Regions from separate parts of the Homo sapiens genome. Here regions 2 and 3 are each linked to region 1. The links are chromatin loops, found by intact Hi-C in ENCODE. Cell type or tissue: CD4-positive, alpha-beta T cell. All regions are shown on one strand. Each heading gives the region's core, and the rest is flanking DNA. Links, peaks and the distances in the headings are about the cores only.

What was found. Peaks named below come from ENCODE experiments on the same cell type or tissue, not always from the same donor. Only the 100,000 strongest peaks of a DNase experiment are listed, where the experiment ranks them.
Region 2: it touches region 1 in a loop (2.9-fold over the local background); 2 of 110 quality-filtered maps call a loop at or near these places.
Region 3: it touches region 1 in a loop (2.4-fold over the local background); 2 of 110 quality-filtered maps call a loop at or near these places.

What each region holds. Positions count from the first base shown.
Region 1 is chr19:37,302,812-37,312,592 of GRCh38, reverse strand. No RefSeq gene overlaps it. Among named protein-coding and RNA genes, the nearest start is that of ZNF875, 27 kb to the left of the region's middle. In CD4-positive, alpha-beta T cell, for the core only: CTCF peaks have their summits at 2,362 and 2,564 (motif pointing left); a DNase peak (open chromatin) is centred at 2,562; H3K4me3 peaks cover 224 bases; H3K27me3 peaks cover 707 bases.
Region 2 is chr19:37,547,706-37,558,292 of GRCh38, reverse strand. LOC124904708 reads left to right here and starts at 6,954. Exons shown (of 2, transcript XR_007067248.1): 1 at 6,954-10,401. ZNF571-AS1 (ZNF571 antisense RNA 1) reads right to left here and starts at 9,344. Exons shown (of 6, transcript NR_038248.1): 1 at 9,138-9,344; 2 at 7,302-7,431. It also overlaps a transcript of ZNF540 not described here. In CD4-positive, alpha-beta T cell, for the core only: CTCF peaks have their summits at 6,167 and 6,368 (motif pointing right); DNase peaks (open chromatin) are centred at 6,412 and 6,942; H3K4me3 peaks cover 1,065 bases; H3K27me3 peaks cover 266 bases.
Region 3 is chr19:37,684,368-37,694,472 of GRCh38, reverse strand. It overlaps the pseudogene ZNF781 and the pseudogene SELENOKP1. Among named protein-coding and RNA genes, the nearest start is that of ZNF607, 30 kb to the left of the region's middle. In CD4-positive, alpha-beta T cell, for the core only: no CTCF peak of the experiment used is centred there; a DNase peak (open chromatin) is centred at 2,152; H3K4me3 peaks cover 1,072 bases; H3K27ac peaks cover 764 bases.

The DNA.
Region 1 (9,781 bases), core at 2-5,001:
ATTTGCCGCATGCTGGTCCTTTCTTTCCTGACAGGCGGGCCGTCTCTCCAGCTTCTGGGAGGACAGTTCAAATTATGGAGGAGGGGGCAGGTGCAGGGCAGCAGTGCTGAGGGGAGTAGGGGGGAGTTGGGGGAGCAGGGGCTCATTTTTCTTTGTTGCTCGGATTCCTAAGCCTGTGACTTTGAGAATCGGCTTCTTCCTTGCAAGGTTTCAATCTGAGGCTACTGGGGAAAGGGCAAAATTGGAGCTGGATGGAAGCGTGGTGGGGAGAGGAGTAGGTGTAGGGAACATGGAGAATGTGTCAGGCAGTGTCTTTATTCCTGGCACCTTACTTTGCCTGCTGGAGTTTCCCAGTCTGTTCCAGGCGCATTCTCTCGACCCAGAAGGGGCCTGATGGGGGATGTTGGTCGCCAGTGTGTGCTCCCCTGGACTGGATTGGAATTGGTCCCACAAACTATTTTTTTTGTTTGTTTTTTAGAGGGAGTCTCGCTCTGTCACCCAGGCTTGAGTGCAGTGGCGCGATCTCTGCCACAGTTATCAGTTCAGGGATAAAGATATTAGGATACCTTTATAGTAGATAAAGAGCTAACTCATTCTTTGTAAGAGTTAAATTATCTTCCATTATACGAGCATTTAGGATATTAAAGTACTTTTGCCACCAAAAATAATGCTTCTGTAAATATTCTTTTACTTATATCTTTATGAGTTTTTACTTCTGCTGGGACAAATTGCATGAGGAAACAAATGTATGGGTATATAAATATAACATATGTATATATATTTAATATGTGTATATACAACTTAATATATACACATACATACAATAACATATACAAGGCAGACTTCTATTACTGGCCAAGATGAGATAAGCACATTTCAGCATCTCTCTCACCGATTTCTACTTAACACCCCAGAGTGAATACAAAAAGAAACCACCTGAAGACTCAGAAATACAAATAATAGCAGGCAGATGTGAAGGGAGTTAAAAACGTGAAGAATGGACGTGATGACCACAGGTTTGCTGGGGTATTTTCCCCCTTTATCTTCTGGCTTTGGAAGGAAGGAAGTCTCAGAGCTGTGTGATAGGTTCAGGGAGCAAAAATTATGAGAGAAACGCTTTCCTTCCAGCCAGAGGAGTCCAAAAGAGGACCCGGTGTAACAGAGTAATAAAAAGGATATTGCATCCTTTTTTTGCAATAAAAAGGATATTACAAAGGTTTTCGATGAAGAAATACCTAGGGCAAAATATGTGGGAAGTGGCATTGGGCTTCAATGCTCTCTCCCCAGCACATCATCCTCCAGGAACCCCCACGTGTTCAGCAATCTGGAAGCTCTCTGAACCCAGTCCTTTTGGATTTTCATGGAGGCTTCATTACATAGGCATGATTGATGACATCATTGGCCATTGTCAGTCAACTCAACCTTAAGCTGCTGTCCCCTCCCCGGAGGTCAAGGGGTGGGGCTGAAAATTCCAACCCTCATATCACATCCCTTGGCCATCCAGGAGCCCACCAAGAAGTCCCCTCATTAGAACATAAGATGTTCCTATCAGCCAGGAAATCCCAAGGGATTTGAGAACTCTGTCAGGAACTAGGGTCAAAGACCAGATATTAGAACAGATGATCCTCCTAGTACCCAAGGGTTTTAAGGAGCTCTAGACCAGGAGCTAGGGGCAGAGACAAATATATGTATATTTCTTGTTATTTTATATTCTCAACTCCCCAAGGTTATCCATTTTAAAAGTCTGGTAAGTTTCCTTTACCTCTCTCCTTGCTCAGACATGCACACACACATATACTGAGTGACTTTTGTTCCCTTTTGCCTTTACTAGAATTATATGTAATTTTTTTTTAGCTTGTGTTTCTAGGGAAGACCTTATGGATGTCCTTCCAAATTAGTGCTTGCTGATTTGAGTAGTACTTGGAAGGAGGTAATTTTTTTTTAAATTCAAGCTCTTTATTATGGATACTTCCAGCATTATATGTGCAGAGAGCCTAGTACAGTGAACCCAGCCTTAACAAGTAACACATGGCCAGTTTTGCTTCATCTCCATTTACACTCAATTATTTTAGAGAAAATTCTAGACATTTCATCTATAAATATTTCAGTATGAAATATAGTTCTTTTAAGAACTTTTCTTAAAACTCTTTTTCTTATAGTTCTTTTAAGAACTTTTCCTGACCTCAGATGATCTGCCCGCCGCGGCCTCCAAAGTGCTGGCATTAAAAGCTTGAGCCACTGCGCCCAGCCGGCTCTTATATGTCTTTTAATCTATTGACTTCCCTTTTTTCTTGCTATTTATATTTTGGAGAAATCAAACACTAGATCATATAGAGTTCCCACATACTGCCTTTGAGTACACCCCCATGGTACTGATTAACAAATTAGATGCTGTATATTTTCTCTAAAATATCTGGTCATTAACTAGAGCAGTGGTTCTCAACCAGTTGTGGTTTTGTTTTTTGTTTGTTTGTTTTTATTTTTACCTCTAGAAGACATTCGGCAATGTTTGGAGATATTTTTGGTCGTCACAACTGCAAGGAAGGATGGTATTGCTGCCACCTATTGGCTAGAGGCCAGGATGCTGCTAAACATCCCATACACCTTACAGGACAGCCTTCTCCAATCCCAAAGAATCATCTGGTCCAAAGTGTAAATAGTGTCAGAGTTGAGAAATTCTGCTCTAGAAGCTTGGTCAAATTCAAGTTCAATTATTTTGGCAAGGTCTGCTTGTCACTGTTTTTGTGATTAGATTTGGTAGTGGGCTTAAGTGTCATCAATGTGATTTATCCATTGTAAAGTGATTGCCTTTTGCATAATGTCATGCATTCATTCATGATCATTGCCTAGATTCGTTGTTGTTAGGAGCTGCAAAATGATCACTTTCTTATTGTGTCTCTCTTTCAGCCATTACTGGAATCCTTTTATTTCCATTACTGAAATTTCCATTACAGGAATCCTTTTATAAAAATAAAATCCCCACACATCAACTATCTGATTACTTAGAGGGATAGCATGTGTAGGAAAGGGAGGATAAATGCTTGATTCTTTCCATTCATATTCATTAGTTTTCAGAATTACGAGTTTCAGAATACTGCATTGGTTTCCTAGTCTCCAAAGGTGATTGCTGCAGATTGTATTCTCCAAAGATGGTTGCAACAATAGGCTTGTCTCATATGTTGTTCTAGAATCTTGCAATTCCCACTTTAAGGGTGGAGTCTAACTCCTCTGCCCGTGAATCTGGATTTGTTTATTGTTTGTAACCAATGCTGTGTGACTCCCAAGGCTGAGTCATAAGAGGCACTGTGGCCTTCACCTCATTAGCTGAAACTCCTGTGTTTGAAGTCTCGAGCTATCATGTAAGAAGTTCCAAGTGCTGTGAGCTGCCATGCTATGAGGAAGCCAAGTCATGTGGGGAGGCTACTAGTCTGAGTCTTTGAGTCCTCCCACTGCATGTGCCAGACATGTGTGCAAAGCAGGCTTCATAGGTTTGCAGCCCTCAGGCATCAGGTTATTCCCAGCTTTTGAATCCTCCTGGTTGAGGCCAGAGACATCAGGAGCAGAGGCACACCATCTCTTCTGTGAGCTCTCTAAATGCCTAACCCACAGAATCAGTGAGCACAGTAAAATGGTTGTCTTATACTACTAAGTTTGGAGTGGTGTGTTATACAGCATCAGTAACTGGTGAACAATGATTGATATACCCACACTTGTTTATGTCATATTACACACACACACACACACACACACACACACACTTTTTTTCTTTAGAGGTGGGGTCTTGCTGTGTTGTCCAGGCTGGTCTTGAACTCCTGGCCTCAAGTGATCCTCCTATCTCAGCCTCCCAAAATGCTGGGATTACAGACATAAGCCACTGCACCTGGCCAATACTCACATATTTTATTTTATTAAAAAAATTTTTGGCTGGGCATGATGGCTTATGCCTGTAATCTCAGCACTTTGGAAGGCCAAGTTGGGTGGATCACAAGGTCAAGAGACTGAGATCATCCTGGCCAACACCGTGAAACCCCGTCTCTACTAAAAATACAAAAATTAGCTGGGTGTGGTGGCACGTGCCTGTATTCCCAGCTACTTGGGAGGCTGAGGCAGGAGAATCGCTTGAATCTGAGAGGCAGAGGTTGCAGTGAGCCAATATGGCAGCATTGCACTCCAGCCTGGCAACAGAGTGAGACTCTATCAAAATAATAATAATAATAATAATAATAATAATAATAATAATAATACGAGCAAGAATAACCATGCCTAACAAATAAAAACTGATGGTAATACATAAGGTTACACAAATATTCAGACATATCATGATCCAAAAACCACATATCTGTTCTCTTGGCTATCCCATCCAAGTGGAGCCAAAGGCTCTGCACAGGTTTCCAAACACTAATCATAGACATGATAGCAACTGTGGTCCGCTCCCTCCTGGTTACCTGCTCACCTGAAGCAGGTAAGAGCCTGCTTGGCCTCCTAAGGAGGCACTTCTGAGGCAGGAGAATAGAAAATTAGCATAAACTAAGGGTTAAGGTGGAAGCAAAAGAACAGCAGGTGCAGCAAGTTCTAGGCCAGGTTAAGCAGCACACAGGCCACATCCTCACTCCTGTGATAACAACACAGAAGTCTCCAGTTCAGCCTCTGAGTTCAGCCATGGGCCAATCCTTCACAGTGTGTAACCAATTGGAGGCCTCGAAAGGGCACTTATTGGTGTTATCAAATTCTTTGGCTTAATAAAAACTCTAAAGAACATTGTAATCTGGGCTCTTCGGCCGCTTGCTCTAGCCGGCTCTGGCTCTGTAGAGTGGACTTTCGCTTAAATAAATCTGCGGTTTCGTTGCTTCTTTCTTCTTTCGTGGCTTCGTTCTTTTGTTGCTTCGTGTAGTTTGTTTAATGCTTTCTTCAACAAGCCAGAAACGTGGACAACTTACAGTCAAGACCTTCCATCCAGTAACAGTTCTACACTCTAGAAGTATCAGTATCGCCAAGAGATGTCAAGACATCAAGGGGTCAAGTGTGGTATAAGACCTAAGATTAAGGCTCAATATTATATGTGCCCTGACATTGGGGGGAAAACAAGGAGGCCTGAATGGATTAACTGCAAATTCCTTGCCCTGTTGTACTCCTTTGAATAAGGTGCCCTAGCCGAATCACTTCCCTCAGAGGACCGGCACATTACCTGCTTACTGCATAGTAGCGGGCGTCAGGTTCCAGCCAGCCTGCAGAATTATTCAAACAGGCCAATCACACCCTCCTTCAAGAACCAGGGGTTACCTCCCATACTCTTGCTACTACAAAGCCTCCTGGTATAGCCTCCACCTGATTACTCTGTTCCTAAGTGCAACACGGTATCCCATATGGTGTGCTGGGCCCTCCTTCCCTGGGGCGTAAATATGGGTAATTAGCAAACCAATGTTCATCTCATTTATCCAGTGTTAGCTACCATGTGCTTTGCAATAATCTGCACTTCCTTTCTAATTCTTGAGAGACATCCGGGTCCTCTGCTCCTGGGTGGAGGATTTTTAGGATTTCTGCCACTCAGAATGGGCAGGTGACTTGAACGCCTGCGGGTCTGACACAGCACCAAACCTCGCCAAGGCCTTCAGAAACTAAAAGTGCAGCCGCCAGGAAAATGACTGCCGGTTCCGGTCACACGACCGGCTACACGACCCAGGCAGAGACCGAGAAAGAGGCTCACCAAAAAGGACGACGTGCAAGAAACCGCCCTCCAGCGAACAGGGGACGTTCGTCCGAAGACATACATGCACACCCCCATTCACACACACAGCCCCAGCAATTTTTTTTCAGGAGCTGCAGCCTGACCCAGAGTAGAGCGCAGTCAGCCTTGCCAAAGCGCATGCGCGAATCATCAGCGGATGCTCAAGTCACAGAGACCGCCACCGCTGCCTGGAGATGAGTCCTTGAACGCTTCGCGAAGGAGGAGCCTTCTGTGGCAGCACGTCGAACTCCGGGCTAAGGCCAGTCCTCGCCACGGGGTCGACAGGATGGTATCCGGAGGCCAGGATTCGCGGAGGGTCGACCAGGAGGAAGAAACCTCAGGAGGAGCGCCTGGGAAGCACCGCAGGATTCCAGGCTCAGGCCTGCGCGAACGGTGTGCCAGTGAGTTTCCCCAAAAGTCGTGCCTTTGCGATCTCGAGGACAGGTCTGCTTGTATGCCCAAGGGCTGCTCTCTCACCCCAGGGTCGTTGTCGCGGAAAGCAGAACCCTGAGGCTTCAGGGGCTGCCTGGGGATGAATGTTACTGTGCCACTGCAGTATGTCTGGGTTCTGTCTCTTTCTTTCTCTTGTTTCTCTCTGTCTCCTTTCTCTATCAATCTCTACCTGTTTCCGTCTGTGTGTGCTCGTGTGCGTGTGTGTTTGGATGCATATGCGCTGAAGGGCAGTTTCTTGTACGGCCTTTCTTCTGGTGAGCCTCTCCCCGCGTCTCTGCCTGGGTCATCTGGCCGGTTATCATTCGTTTTCCCGGTGGTTCCAGTTTGGGTTCGTGACGGCCTGGACAACGTGGGGAGTTGCGTCGGACCCGCAGGGGATTAAATCGGCTCCCCATCGTGAGCGGGCTCATTGCTAGTATCAAGACGACCACACTCCAGCAAAGGACAAAATTCTCACAGAAGCTCAATATCCACCTGCATGAGAGGTGCCCACCGACCTCAAAGAAGATGGGTCTCACTCCTCTCGCCGTATGCCCTCATTGAGATATCTAGACACTGCTGGAAACAAGGAAAGAAAAGAACGCCAGGTAGGAGATGTAGCAAGCATCTCTGCACTCGAATACTGGTCTTCTTGGCCAAATCACCGGTTTGGCACTCCTCCACACATGCCCAAGGTGGTGGCATTGTGCTGTATGGAGCCTGGGCTCTGGCCTCTGCTCTGTCCTCCCTCTTGCTCTGTCTGCCCTGTTTCTGAGAAGCCTAGAGGCTTCTTTGGCTGAATGTCTTCAACAAAGAAGACTTCTCAGTCCATCAGGGAGAAACTTCGTGAGGATGGGTTTCATGATTGTTTCCCTCTCCAAACTTATTTCTGGATGATTGGGCAGGAAGCCCGGAGCTCTGGGCTTCCATACCTGCCTGGGACAAGGAAGCTCCTTTGGTATCCATGTCACAAGTGATGGCTGCCTGACTGGTATAGGAAGAGCAGGAGGCGAAGGTGGCTGGCCTATTACCTTCTAGGAAATGTGGTGTTGTATCACACCTGCCTTTCCTCTCTGATTCTTCAAGGCCATCTGGCTCCTCTGCTCCTGGGGAAAGTGCCTTGAGGCACTGAATCTTCTGGCTGCCACGGATGTCAGGAAGCAAAAGGGACAGGGTTTTGCTGGGTGCAGGAGAGGCAGCATCAGTGGTACCTACCCAGTGGCGGCGTGAAGGTGAGGTGTATTTTGTCGAAACCTCTCGGCTCCTCTGGCAGGCGTCCCTGAATGTGGCTTGGACTCGGGCACAGGCCCTGTCTCGCAGGTTTTCCGGTGTGCTAGGCTTTTCCTCAGCTTTGTGCAGGAGGTCTCCAGTGGTCCGCGGGCGCATCCCGGGACACCACTGTCCGTCTCAGCATCTCTCCATACGGCCTCGGAGACACAAGCTCACTCCATCTGCTCTTGGGGGATACCAGTGCCACCTGTGGTCCCACTGGCTCCCCCTCGGACTCGCCTCTGTCTCTCTCTGCACATGTCAAGCAAAGCAGTGTAGGGATTCCGGACCCCCTGGGCCTTAAAGATTAAAGCAGGCCACGGTTTCACCAAAGAAAGAGGGAGCCAGTGGACTCACTGGTCGGTGTAATTTCAGTAGACACCACATCTTGGGGCCCATGGGATCTTTCTGTGCCCCAGCGAGACCTTTCCCACCTCACTACATCGTAACGCCATTACTGATCACCGGGTCGGATCCATAATCAGATCCGAAGAGGACTCCGGAGAGGCCAGCCGGCGCCCTGAAGCTACTCCGCCACTGGGAATTGAAGCAGAAGACAGATCAAGGAGGTCTTGAACACGGGAATCCTATGGGTCCGACCCTGGGTCTCCCACAGGAACCTCTCCCATTCCTCACCCCACACGATACCTCCAACACTGCTGCGGCCGTCGACACCCCACTCCCAGCAGCAGCAGCGTCGGCGCCATTTTGCAAAGGATCCGCGACCTTAGTCTCCGGAGTAACAAGGGGGGCGGGGGAGTCGGCCTCGCCAGTGCGCATGCGCGAGGTCCGAGCCGCCGCTTTGGTCACAGGGACCGCCACAGTTGCCCCGGGATGGGTCCCTGAGACCTGGGAAAGTAGGAGCTCTGTGGGATAGTGCGTCAGAGTCGGGGTTCAGACCAGTCCTGGCCAGGGAAGTTAACACCGCGGTCTCCGGAGCCCGGGATTCGCGGAAGGTACACCACCAGGAAAAAACAACAGCAGCAAGAAATCTCAGACAGATCGCCGGGGAGGCAGCGCGGGAATCCAGCCTCAGGAGTGCGCGGACGGTGTGCCGGTGAGTCTCCCCAAAAGTGGTGCCCTTGTGATGTCGAGGACAGGTCTGCCTGTGTGCCCTTGGGGCTGCTCTCTCACCGGTGGGTGGTAGTCACGGAGAGCAGAACCCGGCAGCTTCAGGGGCTGCCTGGAGGTGGCTGTTAACTGCTGTAGGTCTCTATGCCTTACGGGCGTGTGTGTGTGTGTGTGTGTATGTGTGCGCGCGCCTACGTGTCTGTCTGCCCACTTCTATCGCTCTCTTACGTCTCTCTCCCTTCTCGCTCTTTCCCTCGCTCTCTCTTTCTGTCATTGTCCATCTGTCTGTGCGTCACTCTTGGCACACATGTGCCCTGTACGCCGCATGCTGGGTTTCTTGCATGTCAGCCTTTCTTCTGGTCAGTCTTTTTCTGGTCAGCTTCTCCCTGCCTCTCTGCCTGGGTCGTGTGGCCAGTTGGCAGTCGTCGTCCCGGCGGTTCCAGTTTGGGGGTCTGTGAAGGCCTGAGCAACGTCGCCATCGGCGTCGGACCCGCAGGGGTTTTCATCCCCTCCCCATCCGGAGCAGCCTCTTTGCTAGGCTGGATCCAGACGAGCGCTCCCCAACCAAGGACAACGGCCTCCCAGGCGCTCATTGTCCACCCGCAGGAGGGTGCCCGCAGAGCTTCAAGAAGGTGGTTGTCACGCCTGTCGCCCTCTGCCCTCATCGAGAAATGTAGCCACAGCTCGACGCAGGGACGGAGAAGGAAGCCGGCAAGGGGATGGGGCGGCAAGCATGTCTGTCTCTCAAAGGCTGGCCTTCCTGGCCGAGTCACCCGTTTGACAGTCCTCCCCGGATGCCGGTGGTGGTGGCATGGTCCCCCCGTATCCTGCCTGTGCTCTGGCCTCTGCTCTGACCTCCCTCTTGCTGTGTCTGCCCCGTCTCTGAGAAGCCTGGCGGCTTCTTAGTGTGGCTCAGTGTCTTCCACAAAGAAGACTTCCCCGTCCATCAGGGAGAAACCTCGTGGCGGTCCGCGTCATGATTGTTTCCCTCTCCACACCTCTTTCTGGATGATTGGGCAGCTGTGGTGATCTTGGAGCTCTGGGCTTCCATACCTGTGTGGGACAGGGAAGCTCTCTCGGTCTCCATGGCCCAAGTGATGGCTGCACGCTCGGTCCAGGAAGAGGCGGAGGCAAGCCCACCGCTCCTGACATTGGCCTTCTAGGAAAGGCGGTGTTGCATCCCACCTGCACTTCCTCTCTGATTCTTGAGGGCCAACCGGTTCCTCCGCTCCTGGGGAAAGTGCCTTCTAGCACCGAATCTTTTGGCTGCCACGGATGTCAGGG
Region 2 (10,587 bases), core at 3,655-8,654, 240 kb before region 1:
CAGCTTTTAGAAATAGCCCAAAAGGTTTTTGACAACCAAGAGTTTGAAAAACAAAAACGAGCAACACAGGCAGCTGAAAAGGCTGCTGATAAAGCATTCAAATGACAAACAAAAATCTTAGTGGCGGCTATCCAAGAGGTACAGAATGAAATGGCCCGTTAATTTGGACAGACACACAAGAACAGGCTTTTTGAAACCTGAAAAAGGCATTAACTGAAGCCCCTGCTTTAGCCCTCCCTAATATCTCAAAGCCGTTTCACCTGTTTGTCCATGAAAGCCAGGGAGTTGCTAAAGGGGTGCTTACTCAGACCTTAGGACCCTGGAGACGCCCAGTAGCCTATTTATCTAAGAAACTGGATCCTGAGACCTCTGGATGGCCAAGTTGTCTGCGAGCCAAGCAGTAGCCGCTACAGCAAGCCTAGTCCAAGAGGCTGATAAGTTAACTCTGGGCCAAAATTTAACCCTTAAGGCTCCTCATGCCATAGAGACTTTACTTCAAAGTGCTTCTGGCGAATGGATGTCAAATGCTCGCATCTTGCAATATCAGAGTTTACTGTTAGATCAGTAAACTGACTTTCTCTTCCACACGGTGTTTAAATCCAGCTACTATCCATGACTGTCAGGAACTGTTGGAAACTACCGAAACTGGCCCATCCGATCTTCAAGATGTGCCCCTAGAGAAGGCGGACGCCACCGTGTTCACAGACGGTAGCAGCTTTCTCGAGCAGGGAGTACGAAAGGCCGGTGCAGCTGTTACCACGGAGACAGATGTGTTGTGGGCTCAGGCTTTACCAGCAAACACCTCAGCGCAAAAAGCTGAATTGATCGCCCTCACTCAGGCTCTCCGATGGGGTAAGGATATTAACGTTAACACTGACAGCAGGTACGCCTTTGCTACGGTGCATGTACATGGAGCCATCTGCCAGGAGCGCAGGCTACTCACCTCAGCAGAAAAGGCTATCAAAAACAAGAATCCCCCGTCTTCAAAGCCTAACAGATCAAGCAGCTCTCTGGGGAACAACCTGCGACCAGGTAAATGCCAAACAAGGTCCTAAACCCAGCCCAGGCCACCGTCTCCGAAGAAACTTGCCAGGAGAGAAGTGGGAAATTGACTTTACAAAAGTAAAACCACACCAGGCTGGGTACAAATACCTTCTAGTACTAGTAGACACCTTCTCTGGATGGACTGAGGCATTTGCTACCAAAAACGAAACCGCCAACTTGGTAGTTAAGTTTTTACTCAATGAAATCATCCCTCGATATGGGCTGCCTGCTGCCATAGGGTCTGATAATGGACCGGCCTTCACCTCGTCTATAGTTCTGTCGGTCAGTAAGGCGTTAAACATTCAATAGAAGCTCCATTGTGCCTATCGAGCCCAGAGCTCTGGGCAGGTAGAACGCATGAACCACACCCTAAAAAACACTCTTACAAAATTAATCTTAGAAACTTGTGTAAATTGGGTAAGTCTCCTTCCTTTAGCCCTACTTAGAGTAAGGTGCACCCCTTACTAGGCTAGGTTCTCACCTTTTGAAATCATGTATGGGAGGGCGCCGCCTATCTTGCCTAAGCTAAGAGATGCCCAATTGGCAGAAATATCACAAAAGAATTTATTACAGTACCTACAGTCTCCCCAACAGGTACAAGATATCATCCTGCCACTTGTTCAAGGAACCCATCCGAATCCAATTCCTGACCAGACAGGGTCCTGCCATTCGTTCCAGCCAGGAGACCTAGTGTTTGTTAAAAAGTTCCAGAAAGAAGCACTCACTCCTGCTTAGAAAAGACCTCACACCATCATCCTCACAACGCCAATGGCTCTGAAGGTGGACGGCATTCCTGCTTAGATTCATCACTCCCGCATCAAAAAGGCCAACAGAGCCCAACTAGAAACATGGGTCCCCAGGCCTGGGTCAGGCCCCTTTAAAACTGCACCTAAGTCAGGTGAAGCCATTAGATTAATTCTTTTTATCTACCTCACTTGTTTGTTTTTGCCTGTTATGTCCTTTGCGCCTTCCTACTCCTTTCTCCTCACCTCTTTCACAACAGGATGTGTATTTGCAAACACCACTTGGAGGGCCAGTACCTCCAAGGAAGTCTCCTTTGCAGTTGATTTATGTGTACTGTTCCCAGAGCCAGCCCGTACCCGCGAAGAGCAACACAATCTGCCGGTCCCAAAAGCAGGAAGTGTCAACCTTGCAGCAGGATTTGGACACTCCAGGAGCCAAACTGGATGTGGAAGCTCCAAAGGTGCAGAAAAAGGACTCCAAAATGTTGACTTTTACCTCTGTCCTGGGAATCACCCTGACACTAGCTGTCGAGATACTTACCAGTTTTTCTGCCCTGATTGGACATGTGTAACTTTAGCCACCTACTCTGGGGGATCAACCAGATCTTCATTCCATAACTCGTGCTTCTCGTCCTAAATTATGTACTAGAAAAAATTGTAATCCTCTTACTATAACTGTCCATGACCCTAATTCAACTCAGTAGTATTATGGCATGTCATGGGAATTAAGATTTTATATCCCAGGATTTGATGTTGGGACTATGTTCACCATCCAAAAAATCCTGGTCTCATGGAGCCCACCCAAGCCAATCGGGCCTTTAACTGATCTAGGTGACCCTATGTTCCAGAAACCCCCTAACAAAGTTGATTTAACTGTTCCTCCACCATTCTTAGTCATAAAAGATACACTCCAAAAGTTCGAGAAAATCTAGATAGGCGCCAACAGGAACGAGAAAACAACATCCCCTGGTATCAAAGCATGTTCAACTGGAACCCCTGGCTAACTACTTTAATCACTGGGTTAGCTGGACCTCTCCTCATCATACTATTAAGTTTAATTTTTGGGCCTTGTATATAAAATTGGTTTCTTAATTTTGTAAAAGAATGCATAGCTTCTGTCAAACTTATGTATCTTAATACTCAATATAACCCCCTTGTTATAATTGAGGAATCAACGATTTGATTCCCCAAAAACACAAGTGGGGAATGTAATGCCCAACCTTGTTTTTACTAACCCTGTTTTTAGACTCTCCCTTTTCCTTTAATTACCCAGCCTTGTTTCCACCTGAATTGACTCTCCCTTAGCTAAGAGAGCCAGACAGACTCCATCTTGGCTCTTTCACTGGCAGCCGCTTCCTCAAGGACTTAACTTGTGCAAGCTGACTCCCAGCACATCCAAGAATGCAATTAACTGATAAGATACTGTGGCAAGCTATATCTGCAATTCCCAGGAATTCATCTGATTGATAACGCCCAAAGCCCCCGGTCTATCACCTTGTAATAGTCTTAAAGCCCCTGCACCTGGAACTGTTTAATTTCCTGTAACCATTTATCCTTTTAACTTTTTGCCTACTTTATTTCTGTAAAATTGTTTTAACTAGACCCTCCCCTCCCCTTTCTAAACCAAAGTATAAAAGAAAATCTAGCCCCTTCTTCGGGCCGAGAGAATTTTGAGCGTTAGCCGTCTCTCGGTCGCCAGCTAATAAATGGACTCTTAATTCGTCTCAAAGTGTGGCGTTTTCTCTAACTCAGGTACAACAAGGGAAAAACACTGTAAAAGAGTCTTGGTGATCTGTGGGAAAATATAAAGATATATGTAAATGTGAGTCTGAGAAGCGGGGAGAAGGCAGAAAAAATATTTAAAAATAATGGTTGAAAATACTCCAAATTTTTTGGAACCTATCAGCCACAGATCTAAGAAGCTCAAGGAACTCAAAGCTAAACACAAGACAAATTGCTGAAAACTAGTGGTAAAGGAAAATCTTGAGAACAGCCTGATGGAAAAAAGATACATACATGGGGACAAAAGTAACAAGATTCATAAACTCCTTGTGAGAATCTATGCAAGCTAGCAGAGAAAGGAATAGGGAGGAAACTCTATCTGGTATTTCTGCACTTGGTAATAATATGAAAAAAGTGAAAACTTTTATAAACAAATGAAAGCTAAAGCCTCAGGGAAAAAAGAAATTGTGTTCTTTGCAGCAACATGGGCACAGCTGGAGGCCGTTAAGTGAAGGCATGCAGGATCAGAAACCCAAATACTGTTATGTTCTCACTTATAAGTAGAAGCTAAACATTGAGTACACATGGACACAAAGATGGGAACAATAAACACCAGGGCCTGCTTGAGAGTGGAGGGTGGAAGGAATGTGAAGGTCAAAAAACTGTCAGCTACTATGCTCACTATGTGGGTGGCAAAATCATTTGTACACCAAACCCCAGGGATATGCAGTTTGCCAATGTAACAAACCTGCATGTGTACTCCCTGACCCTAAAATAATAGTTTCAAATGAAAAAAGAAATGAATGGTAAGAGAATTCATCACCAACAAATGCAGATGGAAACATGGATTCATACATACGAATGGAAATTAACAGAAAAGTTAAATATGAGTAAATATTGTTTTCCTCATATTCTCTTGAAAAAGTAATTGAGTTTTTAATGCAAAATCAATAATGTAGTATAGGGATGGTAATATTTGTGGCAATTAAAATATGAAAATGGCTCAAAGGTGAGAAGGTGGAATGGAAGTATTATTTGTGTGAGATCCCAGCAAATATACGATAGGGTATAATATGTAAAACTAGACATTGAAAGCTAAAAATGAATGTTGAAAGCCTCTAGGAAAAAAAGCACTCAAAATTCTAAAAAGTGCCGTAATATTTAGCCAGTAGTAGAAGTAAAATAGAATATAATTTAAAAAATACAAAAATAGGCAGAAAATTAGAAAAAGAATTAAGGATAGATAAGAGAAACAGAATAAAGAGCAAGATGATTGTTACAAACCCAAATATATCAATAATTACAAACAATGTTAATGGCCTAAATACTTCAGTAAAAAAACACAGAAGAAAGCCAGGCGTGGTGGCTGATGCCTGTAATGCCAGCACTTTGGGAGGCCAAGGTGGGCGGATCACCTGAAGTCAGGAGTTTGAGACCAGCCTGGCCAACATGGTGAAACCCCATCTCTACTAAAAATACAAAAATTAGGCAGGCGTGGTGGTGGGCACCTGTAACCCAGCTACTCAGGAGGCTGAGGCAGGAGAATCGCTTGAACCCAGGAGGTGGAGGTTGCAGTGAGCCGAGATCATGCCACTCCACTCCAGCCTAGGTGACAAAGGCGAGACTGTCTCCAAAAAAAAAAAAAAAAAAAAAAAAAAAAAAAAAAAAAAGATGTTAGGTTATATAAAAAAAGATTAAAATATGAAGACTCGGATTAAAAAGTCAAAAGTATATACCAACTCAAATAGGTTAAAAGTTAAAAAAAAAAAAAAAACACCATGCAAACACTATACCAAAATGGCTATGTGAACATAAAACAAATTGTCTTTTTTTGTTCGAGACAGAGTCTCACCCCGTCACCCAGGCTGGAGTGCAGTGGTGCCATCTTGGCTCACTGCAACCTCTACCTCCCGAGTTCAAGTCATTGTCCTGCCTCACCCTCCCGAGTAGCTGGGACTACAGGCGCACGCCACCACACTCGGCTAATTTTGTATTTTTGGTAGAGATGGGGTTTCACCATGTTGGCCAAGCTGGTCTCAAACTCCTGACTCCAAGTGATCCCACCACCTCAGCCTTCCAGAGTGCTAGGATTACAGGCATGACCCACTGCACCCGGCCCTCACAACAAATTGTCTTTGAAACAAAGAATATTACCAGGGATTTATTCTAAAAAGGCATATTTTATAATACTATAGAAGTGTATTGACCAAGAAGACAAAGCAATCATACAAGTACTTGTGCCTAGTACCAGAACTAAACAATACATTAAAAACTGCTAGAAATAAAAATAAATGAACTCAGAATCATATTTTGAGATTTTAATACTGTTCTCTCATTAACTTTTAAAAGTATATAGAAAATCTATAAAGATATAAGATACCTGAACGGTGCTAATAGCCAACTTGTTGTAATTGATACTTATAGACTAGTCCACCTAAGAGCAGCAGCAGTGTTTTCACTTATACAAAGAACTTTAGCAAGCTTGTTTATATTCTGAGCCATAAATTGTCAATATATTGAAAAGGATTGAAATCAGAAAATCTGTTTTCTAACCACAGTAGAATTAAGCCAGAAATTAATGTCAAAATTAAAAAATGTTTGCAAATTAAGCAACACACATTTAAGTAAACTATGGGACAAGTAAAAAATTACCTATTTGGAGTCAAAAATAACAGCATATAAAATTTTGTGGAATGCAACTAAAGCAGCACTTTGAGGGAAATGTATGCTTTTAAATACATATCAATGGTTTAAGTTCCCACTTAAAGAAACAGGTGAGACTCAGAAAAGGAATTAAGCTTAGAGCTGAAATCAATGACCCCCAAGAAAGCGAAAAACAAGAAAAGCACACTTGGGACCACAAGAGGGCGCATAAGAGAGCCCGCGGACTACAGAGAAACGGCGCTCCACCGCACGAGACACATTCTTTTCACCAGACACCACCCCCCCCACACACACAGACATGCAACACTTGCACAGAAACACACACAGAGATATGCAACACTCGCACAGAAACACACACACCCAGGCAGCTCCTGAGGCTGCTTGGTTCTCCTGTCCGCCAGAAGCCCCTCCCCGGAGACAGCAGCCCCGGTACACACAGGCAGGCGGTACCTACCTCGCAATCCCAGGCGGGACAACGTTCAAGGAGACGCGCTCCCAGCACCGTCTAGGCAGGCCTGACGCGTCGGGGAGATCCGATAGGGATCACGCGGTGCATCCTTGAAGCTACGCTGGACGTTTCTTTAGCCTGGTTCTGCCCTGCCCGACTCCTAGGGTCGGGGGACCAAGGCGACGATCCCCCGGAGAGGAGGGGGCCATAGCCCAGCGCCGACGCACTGCCAGGGAGGGCTCCAGCTCCGCCAAGCCGCTAGGGCCCGTCCCCAGGCAACGGTGGCTGTCACTGTGACGCGAGCCCCGGCTCAGCCGTCGCGCCTGGTGACGCGCGCCTGGCGCATGCGCATTCGCGTGCCCGGCTGGCGCTGCCGCAACGTCAGGGCTCTCAGGGCCCATAGGAAAACGGTGGAGGCCGTGCTGGCTGCGGCCCGGGGAAGAAGGCTGCGTGAGACCAGCAGCGCAGGACCCTGACAGTCCTGACCTCAGTGCCTCCTTCAGCCCACTTCGTGTACGGGTCTGGGTGGAGGAGGAGGCGCTTCAGACCTTGAGGTGGGCACTCGGGACTGCTCTCTGATTTGATTCTAGATTGGAGGGTGTGGGCAGGAATCAGGTCCCATGGGGCTGGGGATCCAATCTGGTGAGGAGTTGAGGGGTCGCTGGGGTAGGAAAACATACCTGAGACCCCAGTGGAGGGTGTGAGCAGGACATTCCCTCGCCCCATGAGCTGACTGGCCCCCTTTCGACCTGGGCCTCCCAGGGCCCTGTCCTGGTCTCCAAGACCAGGGCCTTCGGCTTCTCAGCATTGCTGTCCAGAAAAGGCGGGAACAAGGACAAAGTCAAGCCCGATGTGAAGCAGAGGTGGCAACACCTAAAACTGGCATCCCATGGGGGCAGAAAATGTGGAGAGAGTGTCTCAGAGGCCTTCTGGGGTGAATCCAAGCCCAAAAGGGATATCCAGGCATGCTGGCGAGGGCCACTGAGGATACCCCCAAGAAAGCGAAGCACAAGCAAAGCACACCTGAAACCATAGGAGGGCCTGTGCCGGAGTCCAAGCCTCCTCCAGGGATTCCTGCCAGAGGAGCCAAGAGGATCCTGCAAAGTGATCCAGCACCCACACCGGGATCACAACCCACCACCGGGTCTACACCCAGCTAACCCCCAGTCCCTTTTGCTCCGTGAAATCCCTGGCAACGAAAAGGTGCAGTGCTGAGAGGCAGTCCCAGCCAGGAACAGAGCAATGGGAGACCCCTCAACAATGAGAAAACACCAGCAGATGAGATGAAACATAGCCTTCATTAGAAGGCAAAGGCCAGCTACGGCTGGCTACCTCTCATTCTATGTGAATCATGCAGCCATCTGATGCAATGGGGAGACCAAGAGTTTCCTTATTGGGGAAAGCTACGGGCACCCACGGTTCCAAGAGCATCACAGCTACCCAGTCATTAAGAAATGTGAGTGTTGAGAAGGAAACACTCATCACCTACGTCCCCGCCAAGGTGGTCCTGGACGAACTGGGAAACATTTGCTGTGAAGGACGTTCTGGAGGACTGTGAGCCAGACCAAGGAAAACCTGGGCCGACGAGAATCAGGGAAGGCAAGAAAAGAGGGAGAACAGAGTAGAGGCCGCAGCCCAGGCAGGATCAATCCATCCCACTCCCATGTGCCTCGGGGAACCAGGGTCCAACAGGGGACCTGGCCAGAAAGGCGACAGTCTTCGGTCCAAAGGTTCTCCGAACACTCGTGTCTTCTATCGCCAGCACAGCGCCATGGTGTGGACAGGTTGTACAGTGAAGAGGAAAAGGGGATGGCGTTGGAAACAGTTTCTTTGACATCTGTCTGCACCTGTTCTGCAGGTGAAGGTGCGAGACCTCCTCCACACCTCAGCGGATTGTATCTTCACCCCCATCTGACCTTTTTTCTGCACACATCCTTTAATCCAGAATGAAATCTGAAGAGGATGAAGGAGTGCCCGCCTCAGGTCCTGAAGCTGCGACTCCGCCAGCCACCGAATTAGAAGTGGGCTCAAGGGGGTACTGAGGACAGGACAGCTAGGGTCCGTCCAGCCTTGGGTGTGCCGCAGGACCATGGGCCCCTGGAGGAATTTGTTCTTGGTTGTCGTGTGCTGGTCTTCTTTCTGGAAGAGTGGGCGGCTTGGGAGGGGAGGTGATTTGGACGTTTGCGGGTCGCAGCCAGCCCCCCACTTCACCGAGGCTTTAGGAACCAAGAGCGAAACAAAGAACGCTTGCCCCGCAACCCAAGCCCGGCCAAAGAGACGGGCGCATCAGAGCGTAGGCGAACTACAGAGAAACCGCGCTTCACTGCACGAGCCACATTTCTTTCACCGCACACCACACACACACTCACACGCACACACAGAAAGACACACGGAAACATCCAACAGTCGCACAGAAACACACACAGCCAGGCAGCTCCTGAGGCTGCGCGGTTCTGCTCTCTGCCAGGAAACCCCTCCGGAAAGAGAGCGCCCCGGGGAACACAGGCAGGCCGTACCTCGAAATCCCAGCGGGGACACCTGTCAGGGAGACGCACCCTCACACCGCCCATGCATGCCCGACGCATCTTTGGGATCCTTAGGGATCACGTGGTGCTTCCTTGAATCTCCGCTTGAGGTTTCTTCAGGCAGGTTCGGCCTTGCCCGACTCCTAGGATCGCAGGACCATGGCGACGATCCCGCGGAGAGGGGACGCACTGCCACAGACGCCTGGGGGCCAAGCCGCTGGGGCCAGTCCCCCGGCAACGGTGGCGGTTACTGTGACGCGAGTCCCCCCTCAGCGCTAGCGCCTGGTGATCGCGCCTGGTACGTGCACTTTCGCGTTCCCGGTTTGTGGGCCGCATTGTCAGGGCTCTCAGGCTGCAGCCCAATAGGAAAACAGTGGAGGCCGTGCAGGCGGCGGTTCGGGGAAGGAGACTGCATGCGACAAGCAGCGCAGGACCCTGACTGTCGTGACCTCAGTGCCTCCTTGAGCCGACCTCGTGTTTGGGTCCGGGTGTAGGAGGAGGTGCTTCAGACCGTGAGGTGGGCACTCGGGATTGCTCTTCTGATTTGATTCTGGACTGGAATCAAATTGGAATTGACCCGGAATTGGGTCCCACGGGGCTGGGGAACCAATCTGGTGAGGTGTGGAGGGGTCGCTGGTGCACAGAAACATACCGGATACCCTCGGGGTGGGTGTCAGCAGAACATTCCTCGGCTCCATGAGCTGACTGCCTCCCTTTGATCTGGGCCTCCCAGGGCTCTTCCTGCGTCTCCAAGCTCAGGGGCTCCTGCTTCTCAGCACTGCTGTCTGGAAAAGGCGGGAACGAGGACTAAGGCAAGCCCAGTGTGGGGCAGAGATGGCAACACCTGGAACTAGCTTTTCATGGGGGCAGATAATGTGGAGAGTGTCCCAATTACATCTCCCTTTATTCTATCCCATACTACTAAACCCCACCAGCTATTTGCCTACAAACTGTGTATCAGTCAGGACATCAGGACACCAAGATAAAGGACTAGAGTTTGGTAATCAACTACTGGCTCCTCCAGCAGCTCAGAATGTGGCCTGTATGCATCACTTCACTTAATTCATTCAAGAAATGCTGACTGAGTTCCTGCTGTGTGTTGGACACTTTCTTAGAAGTGGGACACACTGCAGTGTGTGGGACAAAGGCTGGGCCGCTCATTGCTTATGTTCTAGTTGAAGAGAGAGTCAATCAACAACATTCTACTTTCAGACATTGATAAATGCTGTCATGAAAAGACAAGGAACATGAAAAGGTAAGAAAAGGGATGGAGAGAGATGGGATGAGGGGTGCCTGGGCAGACAATGCAATGATCTGGCAAAAGAGTAGGACAATCATGAGACTGCATGTGTTCCAGTTTCTGCTGCTGTAAAACAGCATCCACAGGTTACATCTTTACTATTCTGTTACATACATACTATTATTTAAATAAAAAATAGTA
Region 3 (10,105 bases), core at 1-5,000, 380 kb before region 1:
GCCTCAAGCAATCCAGCTGCCTTAACCTCCCAAAGCACTGGATTACAGGCATGAGCCACTGCGCCCAGCCCCACTGTATTTCTCTTTGACAAAACCTAAACATTCTGTTTATTTGAACACCACTTATATTTATGTTAATGTTCTGAGTAAATGTAAATGAATACTGACAAAATAATAGTATAACATCAGAGAGATTTTTGTTTGTTTGTTGAGACGGAGTCTCGCTCTGTCACCAGGCTGGAACGCAGTGGCACAATCTCAGCTCACCACAACCTCTGACTCCCTGGTTCAAGCAATTCTCCTGCCTCAGCCTCCTGTGTAGCTGGTATTCTACTGGTATTAGCTGGGTGTGGAGGCACGCGCCACCACACCCAGCTAATTTTTGTATTTTAGTTTCACCATGTTGGCCAGGATTGTCTTGATCTCCTGACCTTGTGATCGGCCCACCTCGGCCTCCCAAAGTACTGAGATTACAGACGTGAGCCACCACGCCCAGCCTAGAGAGGTTTTTTTAAACAAAACGAATATGTAACTGATATCTTGTATTTTAAATTTAAGAGGGCATATGAAATTGAATGCATTCTGTGAGAGGAGAGTCAGAGTATTGATAAATTTGGACTTATTAAAATTCCTGGAGTAATGACTTAAAGAACCTACAAACTATTAAAGAGAAAATTGGAATAGTAATACATCAATCCAACATAAAGAAAGGAGAGAAAAAGGAAACATGCAACAAAAAGAAAACAAATTAAAATGCCAGGAGCTAATGCCTGTAATCCCAGCACTTTGGGAGGCAGAGGCGGGAGGATCGTTTGAACCCAGGAGTTCAAGGCCAGCCTGGGCAACATAGGGAGACCCTGTTTTTAAAAAGTAATAAATAAGGCTCCGAAGCAGGGAATGGGGGCAAGATGGTTTACATCTCAAACGCACAAGTGTTGGACAACTGGAGTCAGTCTCCATGGAGATTATCTTTGATAACAGATTTCTTCTGGGGAATAGCTGAGTTTGTGGTTTTGTTTTTCAAAACTCTGCTTCGGCAAGATTTGAAAAAAAGAAGAAGCTATGGAAACTCATCTGATTTCAGATACGATGACGATGGAAGAGGGCCACCGGGAAACCCTCCTGGAAGAATGGGTCCAATCAATCATCTGGGTGGCCCCAGTCCTCCTCCAATGGCTGGTGGATGAGGAAGGTGTCTGCTCTAAGAAGCAACTGGACATGCATATTCATAGCAGAAGGAAACCATCAAGAAGTGGAGTGCTGACCATGCTGCAGCAGTAGATGAAAGTGTGTGTCTAAACAAGGACTGCTCTGTGTCCTCACAGATGACTGAGGTCATGCTGGGAGTTCCCTCTGCAGGGAACTGGCCTGATTGACATGCAGTTCCACAAATGCACGTTTGTCTCATTATCTTTAGGGTATTAAAGTATTAATATAGTTTTTGTTGTTGTTGTTGTTGTTGTGGTTTTGAGACAGAGTCTCACTCTGTCGCCCCGGCGAGTGCAGTGGTGCGATCTCGGCTCACCACAACCTCCGCCTCCCGGGTTCAAGCGATTCTCCTGCCTCAGCCTCCCGAGTAGCTGGGACTACAGGCGCACGCCGCCATGCCCAGCTAATTTTTTGTATTTTAGTAAAGACGGGGTTTCACCATGTTGCCCAGGCTGGTCTCGAACTCCTGAGCTCGGGCAATCCGCCTGCCTCGGCCTCCCAAAGTGCTAGGATTACAGGCGTGAGCCATTGCCCCCGGCCTCCTCATCTTTAAATTCACAAAAAGATTGAATATGAAGAAAATAAAAGCCTGTGTATTTAGCACTAAAAAAAAAAAAGAAAATATAATAAAATGGCAGCTTTAAATCTATCAGTGGCTATATTAAATGTAAATAAATTAAATACTCCAGTTAAAAGAGATAGACGTTCGGGGTGTATTTAAAAGCCACAGACACACATGGTCTTCCGACTGCCCTATTCACATGCTCAGCCCCTGACAGCACTGGCTCTGGGACTAAGCCCCTCGGGCAGCCCTGAGCCTCCCAGGGCTGAGCACCTCGCTTTGAGCAGCTCCGCTACCGCGTCCTCCAGTCGGGAGGCGGCTGCGTTCCTGCGCGAAGCACGTCGGCCGCGAAGGCCTCTGGGAAATGTATTCCGGGCTACCAGCCCACAAACGCGGCGGAACCGGTTGCGGGGAGGTTGCTTGAATTCTCTCAGCTGCGCCCCCTGACCTAGTAGTCGCTGGCACAAGCTGCGCCCGGAGACGTGGGAGCGTTCTCTTGTTTTCCGAGTGCGCGGACTCATCGGGTCACAGTTTATGCTTTTATGACGCGGTGAGTCCAGCCACTGATTCCTAACGGTTTAGAGTGGGGAGGTTACGCTTGGGCGTCCTGGACGCTGGCCCAAGTGGTGGCTGTAGAAGACGCACGGATCCCGGGATGGGGCTGGAGGTTTGCAAGAGTCCATCCGAGGGGATTCTGGCTGCGAGTGTGACAGAGTATATGAAAGCCGCATGGAGGATCTGATTGTAGTGTGAGCGAGAGTGAGTGCCCGCGAGGGATCGTCACCTGAATGAAAGTCTCGGATTCACCGCCTCTTATCTTCCCTTCTTCGACTGTAAAATGGTGAAAATAAGGGTGCTTCTTCCAGGACGTCAGTTTACTCGAAAATTTGGAAAAGGCTAAATAATTGATCTGATAAATACTATAAAACAGGATTTCTGTGTAAAAGATAAATTTATTATTGTATAGAATACCAAATCAGTGTGACTTTTAAATACAAGAAGAAATATTTTAAAGGAACTTATTTTGTGGGACTCCTGCTTTTGTGTCAGACCCTCAGAGTAGGCATTTATTCTGTTGTTTAGGGAACACAACAGATTTGAGAAGCCTCGGATTAAGGAATAATTTATGAAGCTCCGTTGACTACCGTGGAGAGATCATAATTTGGGGTTCAAGATTCCAGGTAAGGCGCTATAACTCCACTTTCTGAAAAGCAAACCTTCGTTCAGAGAAGTCCTGGAGCCTTTTAAGGCTTCACCATTCCTCAGTGAGCCTAGTACCAGATTCATTCGGCTAATTTGTTCCAGTTTCCCCAGGCCACAATGTCTTTGGGATGTAAAGAAGCCTATGCTTCTCTCAAAGATCCTCCAAGTATTTCAAAACATTGACTGCACGTAAATTTAAATGATAAATTTATTATTAATTTTTTTTGAGGCGGAGTCTCCCTCTGTTGCCCAGGCTGGAGTGCAGTGGCATGAGGTCGGTTCACTGCAGCCTCGTGGGTTCAAGCGATTCTTCTGCCTCAGCCTCCTGAATAGCTGGGACTACAGGTGCGTGCCACCACACCCGGCTAATTTTTTGTATTTTTAGTAGAGACGGGGTTTCACCATACTGGCCAGGCTGGTCTCGAACTCCTGACCTCGTGATCCGTCTGCCTCAGCTTCCCAAAGTGCTGGGATTACAGGCATGAGCCATCTCACCTGGCCCAATGATAAAATTATAAAGAAATTGAGTACAAAATTAGGATCTGGAAATTTGTAGTCTTTATTTATATATTTTTTAAAGCCAACTAAAAGATGTAATGAAAGAAAATATTTGGACGGATGCGGTGGCTCACGCATGTAATCCTAGCACTTTGGGAGGCCGAGGTGGGAGGATCGCTTGAGCCCAGGAGTTTGAGACCAGCCTGGGCAACATGGTGAGAGCCTGTCTCTATAGAAAATAATTAAAAAAAAAAAATTTTTAGCCATGTGCAGTGGCATGCATATGTAGTCCCAGCTCACTGCACTCCAACTTGGGTGACAGAGTGAGACCCTGTCTCTAAAAACATTAAAAATATTAATAAAGAATATTACTTAGCAATTGTGCATGTTACAACATGGATGAACCTTAAAAATTCTAAGTGAAAGAAGCTAGATGCAAAATACTACATAGTATATGATTCTGTTTATATGATTCAAAGATAAACAGACACTAAAGCAGTGAAATTTTATTTTATTTTATTTTATTTTATTTGAGACAGAGTCTCGCTCTGTTGCCCAAGCTGGAGTACAGTGGCACGATCTCAGCTCACTACAGCCTCCACCTCCCAGGTTTAATAGATTCTCCTGCCACAGTCTTCTGAGAAGCTGAGATTATAGGCGCTCGCCACCACGCCCACGTAATTTTTGTACTTTTAGTAGAGATGGGGTTTTGCCATATTGACCAGGCTGGTCTCGAACTCCTGACCTCAGGTGATCCACCCGCCTCAGCGTCCCAGTGTTGGGATTACAGGGGTGAGCCACCGCACCCAGCTGAGAAGAGATTTTATTCAGTACAGATTAAGCATTCTTAATGTAAAAAATCTGAAATCCAAAATGCTCTAAAATCCAGAACTTGATGTGCACTGACATGATGCTCAAAGGAAAGTTTATTGGAGCATTTCAGATTTTGGAGTTTTGGATTAGGGAGGATTAACTGCTATATAATGCAAATATCTCAAAATCTGAAAAAGTCTGAAATCTTCAGATTCCACTTCTGATTCCAGGCCTTTTGGTTAAGGGAAACTCAACCTGTAATAGCTGCTGCAATGGGGAAGTGAACTGAACTGGACTGGAGTGCAGTGGCATGATCTCGGCTCACTGCAACCTCTGCCTCCTGGGTCCAAGCGATTCTCCTGCCTCAGCCTCCCGAGTAGGTGGGCTTACAGGTGTACAACACTACACCTGGCTAATTTTTGTATTTTTAGTAGAGACTGGGATTCACCGTGTTGGCCGGGCTGATCTCAAACTCCTGACATCAGGTAATTCGCCCGCCTTGGCCTCCCAAAGTGCGGGGATTACAGGCGTGAGCCACTGTGCCCAGCCAAAGGGAGACTTTTTAAAGGCGGGGGTGTGCTAGGGAAAAGCCACTGAAGGGTGCAAAGGGGAGTTTGGTCCATGTACCTAGTTTGCTAATTGCCATTTTTCTGGAGAAGAAACAAAGAAACAGAGTTTTTTCTTTTCTTTTTTCTTTTTTTTTTTTTTTTGAGACAGAGTCTTGCTCTGTCACCCAGGCTGGAGTGCAGTGGCACAATCTCCGCTCACTGCAAGCTCCGCCTCCCGGGTTCACGCCATTCTCCTGCCTCAGCCTCCTGAGTAGCTGGGACTACAGGTGCCCGCCACCGTGCCCAGCTAATTTTTTGTATTTTTAGTAGAGACGGGGTTTAGCTGTGGTCTCAATCTCCTGACCTTGTGATCCGCCTGCCTTGGCCTTCCAAAGTGCTGGGATTACAGGCGTGAGCCACCGCGCCCGGCCTCTTTTTTTTTTTCTTTTTTTAAGACAGGGTCTCACTGTGTTGTCTAGGCTGGAGTGCCATGGTGCGATTGTGGTTTCCTGTAGCCTCGACACCCTGGGCTCAAGCGATACTCCCAGGTCAGCCCCCTAGTAGCTAGGACTACAGGTAAGTGTGACTAAACTGGTAATTAAAAAAAAAATTTTTGTAGAGGCGATCGATCTCACTATATTGCCCAGGCTGGTCTCAAACTACTGAGCTCAAACGATTCTCCCACCTCGGCTTCCCTAAAGTGTTGGGATTGTAGGCATGAGCTACCACACCAGCCAGTTCTCAGATCTTTTTAATTTTTAATTTTATTTTTTCATAATTAAGTATCAAGCAAAGTTCTCAAATCTTTTATTACAGAAGGCCAAGTGGTGCAGCTTGGAGCACTGCACCCACCAAAGTTAGGCCTTTACTCTTCCAGAGGGGCTGGGAGTTATGTCCCTGAATGTTTGCATCTCAGGTCCTTGAGGAAATAGTTCTGAGTGGCACATGGTAGGTATACATCTCAAAGGGCAGAGAAAGCATTTATAATGATAAGCTTTCCTAGCGGTAGCCAGACAGGCCCCTGAACTCCCTCTTTAAGCAGTTAGTTTTTTTTTTAGACAGAGCCTCGCCCTGTCAACCAGACTGGAGTGCAGAGGCACAATCTTGGCTCACTGCAACCTTGGCCTCCTGGATTCAAGCGATTCTCCTTCCTCAGCCTCCAGAGTAGCTGGGACTGCAGGTGCACGCCACCACCCCTGGCTAATTTTTGTATTTTTAGTAGAGATGGTGTTTCACCATGTTGGCCAGCCTGGTCATTAACTCCTGGCTTTAAGTGATCCACCCACCTCAGCCTCCCAAAGTGCTGGGATTACAGGTGTGAGCCACCGCGCCTGGCCAAAAACAGTTACTTTTAAAAGGGAGTTTAGGGGCCTGTCTGCCTACCACTAGGTTTTTAGCTGGAACAAATAGTAAATTCTCCAGGCAGCATTAAACTTTGTCAGGCAGGCATTTTTTTTTTTTTTTTTTTTATTGATCATTCTTGGGTGTTTCTCGCAGAGGGGGATTTGGCAGGGTCATAGGACAATAGTGGAGGGAAGGTCAGCAGATAAACAAGTGAACAAAGGTCTCTGGTTTTCCTAGGCAGAGGACCCTGCGGCCTTCCGCAGTGTTTGTGTCCCTGGGTACTTAAGATTAGGGAGTGGTGATGACTCTTAACGAGCATGCTGCCTTCAAGCGTCTGTTGTCAGGCAGGCATTTTAAGGGGGACTGGGGTCAGCCTAGGAACATGGTCTTAAAATGCTGGAAGCTATTCTAGAATTTGGGCAAGTCTCTTACCATAGGAGTTTGGATAGAGTTGTTATGTGCTATGTGCATGAGTTTATAGTTTACAGAGGCCGTAGGACCTGAAATCAGGCCGGGCGCGGTGGTTCACGCCTGTAATCCCAGCACTTTGGGAGGCCGAGGCGGGTGGATCACGAGGTCAGGAGATCGAGACCATCCTGGCTAACATGGTGAAACCCCGTCTCTACTAAAAATACAAAAAAATTAGCCGGGCATGGTAGCGGGTGCCTGTAGTCCCAGCTACTCGGGAGGCTGAGGCGGGAGAATGGCGTGAACCCAGGAGGCGGGGCTTGCAGTGAGCCAAGATCGCGCCACTGCACTCCAGCCTGGGCGAGAGCGAGACTCCGTCTCTCAAAAAAAAAAAAAAAAAAAAAAAAAAAGAAATCAGCAGGGAGATCCAGTCCTCCTTTTTATTTCTATGAGGTGGACAAATCCAGAGAGAAACCTCTTAGGGTAATGTCGGAAGCTCTCTACGGTCAGTGGCACCCTGAGATTACTGTCTCTGTAGGGGTGGGGGGCATGGGATGAGATATGGGTGTGTGGGGTGTGGTTAGGGTTGGGGGATAGATTAATATTGGGTAGGGTGATGCTGTGGGGTAGGGGAGACTCTCCAGATCATTGATCTACAGGGTGAAAGTAAACAGCTAATAGTGATTGATTAACCCTGACCCACAGCTCTGGTCTTGGGCTAGAATTTTAGAGCTGGAGGAGATTCGGGGAGAACGCTGGGAGCAGTGGCTCACGCCTGTAATTCCAGCACTTTGGGAGGCTGAGGCGGGTGGATCACCTGAGGTCAGGAGTTCAAGACCAGGCTAGCCAACATGGTGAAACCCTATCTCTACCAAAATACAAAAAACAGCCGGGTGTGGTGGCAGGTGCCTGTAATCCCAGCTACTGGGGAGGCTGAGGCAGAAGAATCACTTGAACCCAGGAGGCAGAGGTTGCAGTGAGCCGAGATTGTGCATTGCACTCCAGCCTGGGTGACAGAGCAAGACTCCATCTCAAAAAAAAAAAAAAAAGAAGGGGAGACACCTGAGAGTCACCAGAAATCGGAATTCCCTTGTCATGAATCCTTCTGGAAGCTCTGTGGAGAAAATTACACTTCCTAGAAGCCCTACCATGCCTGGACTATCTCAGTTAGGTATCTGAGACCGCTGAGAAGTGGCAGCTCCAGGTAGCTTCCATCCTGACTTTTCTTTTTGACACAAAGATAAGTAAAAGATGCTGGTCTCTCTCTGACTTCTATCTGTGTACACAGGCAGAGGACCTGGAGAACAGGCCTCAGTTTATATTGACACAAAACTGGTTTCTCCTAATTCCATTCTCCTTCTCCAGTCTGTGTTTTTCCAGAGGTGCCCTGAGGAGCAGGGAAGCATGGCTATTGTGGATGTAAAAGCCATGTTCAAGGTGAGGGGAGATTTCTTTCTTCTGTTAACTACTTGTTTGTTTTTTCTCGGAAATGCACTTTCCACTTTGTTATAATGATCAAGTTTGGCTTGAGATTTGCCAGCATGATTTGTTTTAGGCCATATATCTACCTGGACCATAAAAGGCGGTATGCTTTTCTTTTTTTACTCAAGCACCTCCTAGGCCATGTGGGGACCTTAATATCTGTGTTCTAGAGAAATGTAATTCTCTGCATCTCAGTTTCCTCATCTGTAAAATGGAGGGAATGATAGCACTCACCTGTAGGTTTGTTAGAATGACTAAATTGATACATGTAAAGCCCTTAGGTATATTGGCACATAAAGTATATTCAATTTATTAATACATGAACTGTTACGATTATATTTTGTACTAAGTTATCTATGGATCAGGGAAAACAAAAATATAAAATTAATTGTGATAGATATTTGCAAATAAGAAAAAGAGCTAGACACTCAAGTAGTATAGAACAGGAGTTTTTAATCTGCAGGTCATTTACTTCATATATTGGCCACAAATCCCTTGAAAATTTTTTTCCTGAAAGAGGTGTAGAATTTATTCTGACTTCAAAGGTATACATCTGTGGCCTAAAAAGATGCCTGGTTTAACCATAGATATGACCTTACAAACAATCTGTGCCTCCCAAATGGAAAGAACTAGAAACATTCTTCTCCATTCATGTGCTAGAATATTTAACACAAAGATGTGAAGTAACTTGCCCAAGCTGGTGCACAGCAGAACTGGAGTGCAAACCAGGCAGTCTGGCTTCACTTGAGCTCTTCTCCGGTGTGCTCTCTGTTTCTTCATTTGGTGACTTTCTAAAAATCCACTTATCAAGAGTCACATCACAGGCATCTATAAGCATAGCTGCATTTTATTTTATTTTATTTATTTTTTTGAGACAGGGTCTTGCTCTGTTACCCAGGCTAGAATGCAGTGGTACAATCACAGCTCACTGCAGCCTCGACCTCCTGTGTTCAAGTGATACTTCTACCTCAGCCTCCCGAGTAGCTAAGACTACAGGTGTGCACCACTGCACATGGCTAATTTTTGTATTTTTTTTGTAGAGACAGGGCCTCACTATGTTGCCCAGGCTGGTCTCGAACTCTTGGGCTCAAACGATCTGCCCCCCTTGGCCTCCCAAAGTTCTGGGATTATAGGCATGAGCCAACGCATCTGGCCTCTGAGCTGCATTTTAAATTATTGTGTTATATGCTCTTCTAAAATTATAGTTGTTTTTTTTTTTTTTGAGACGGAGTCTCACTCTGTCACCAGGCTGGAGTGTAATGGCGCGATCTCACTGCAACCTCCACCTCCCAGGCTGAAGCAATTCTCCTGCCTCAGCCTCCCGAGTAGCTGGGGCTACAGGCGCATGCCACCACACCCAGCTAATTTTTGTATTTGTAGTAGAGACAGGGTTTCACCATGTTGGCCAAGATGGTCTCAATCTCTATTTTTTTTTTCTTTTTTTTGAGATGGAGTCTCGCTCTGTTGCCCAGGCTGGAGTGCAGTGGTGCTATCTCAGCTCATTGCAACCTCCGCCTCCTGGGTTCACGCCATTCTCCTGCCTCAGCCTCCGGAGTGGCTGGGACTACAGGTGCCCGCCACCACACCCGGCTAATTTTTTTTTATTTTTAGTAGAGACGGGGTTTCACCGTGTTAGCCAGGATAGTCTCGATCTCCTGATCTCGTGATCCACCCGCCTCAGCCTCCCAAAATGCTGGGATTACAGGCATGAGCCACCACTCCCAGCCAAATTATAGGTTCTTTTAAAGACCTGCCCCCTTACGTAGTAATTCGTCACGTATATCTTTCCTTTTTACTTAAAATGTTTGGTCATAGCTGTTAATGGTAGTGCAGTCATCTGTCATGTAACTGTTCTGTGATATATTCTTGTGTTCACTAAATTTTGCACTTTTCTAGGTTTCGTTTATTGATAACTTCCCAAGTATAGAATTTTTAGGTAAAATATTAAGCATTTATTAATGCCAGGAATATCAATGATTCTGTGCTAATACTTGGGAGAAATGAAGTGATTAGAAAGCCCTAGTTAAGTTTCTCTCAA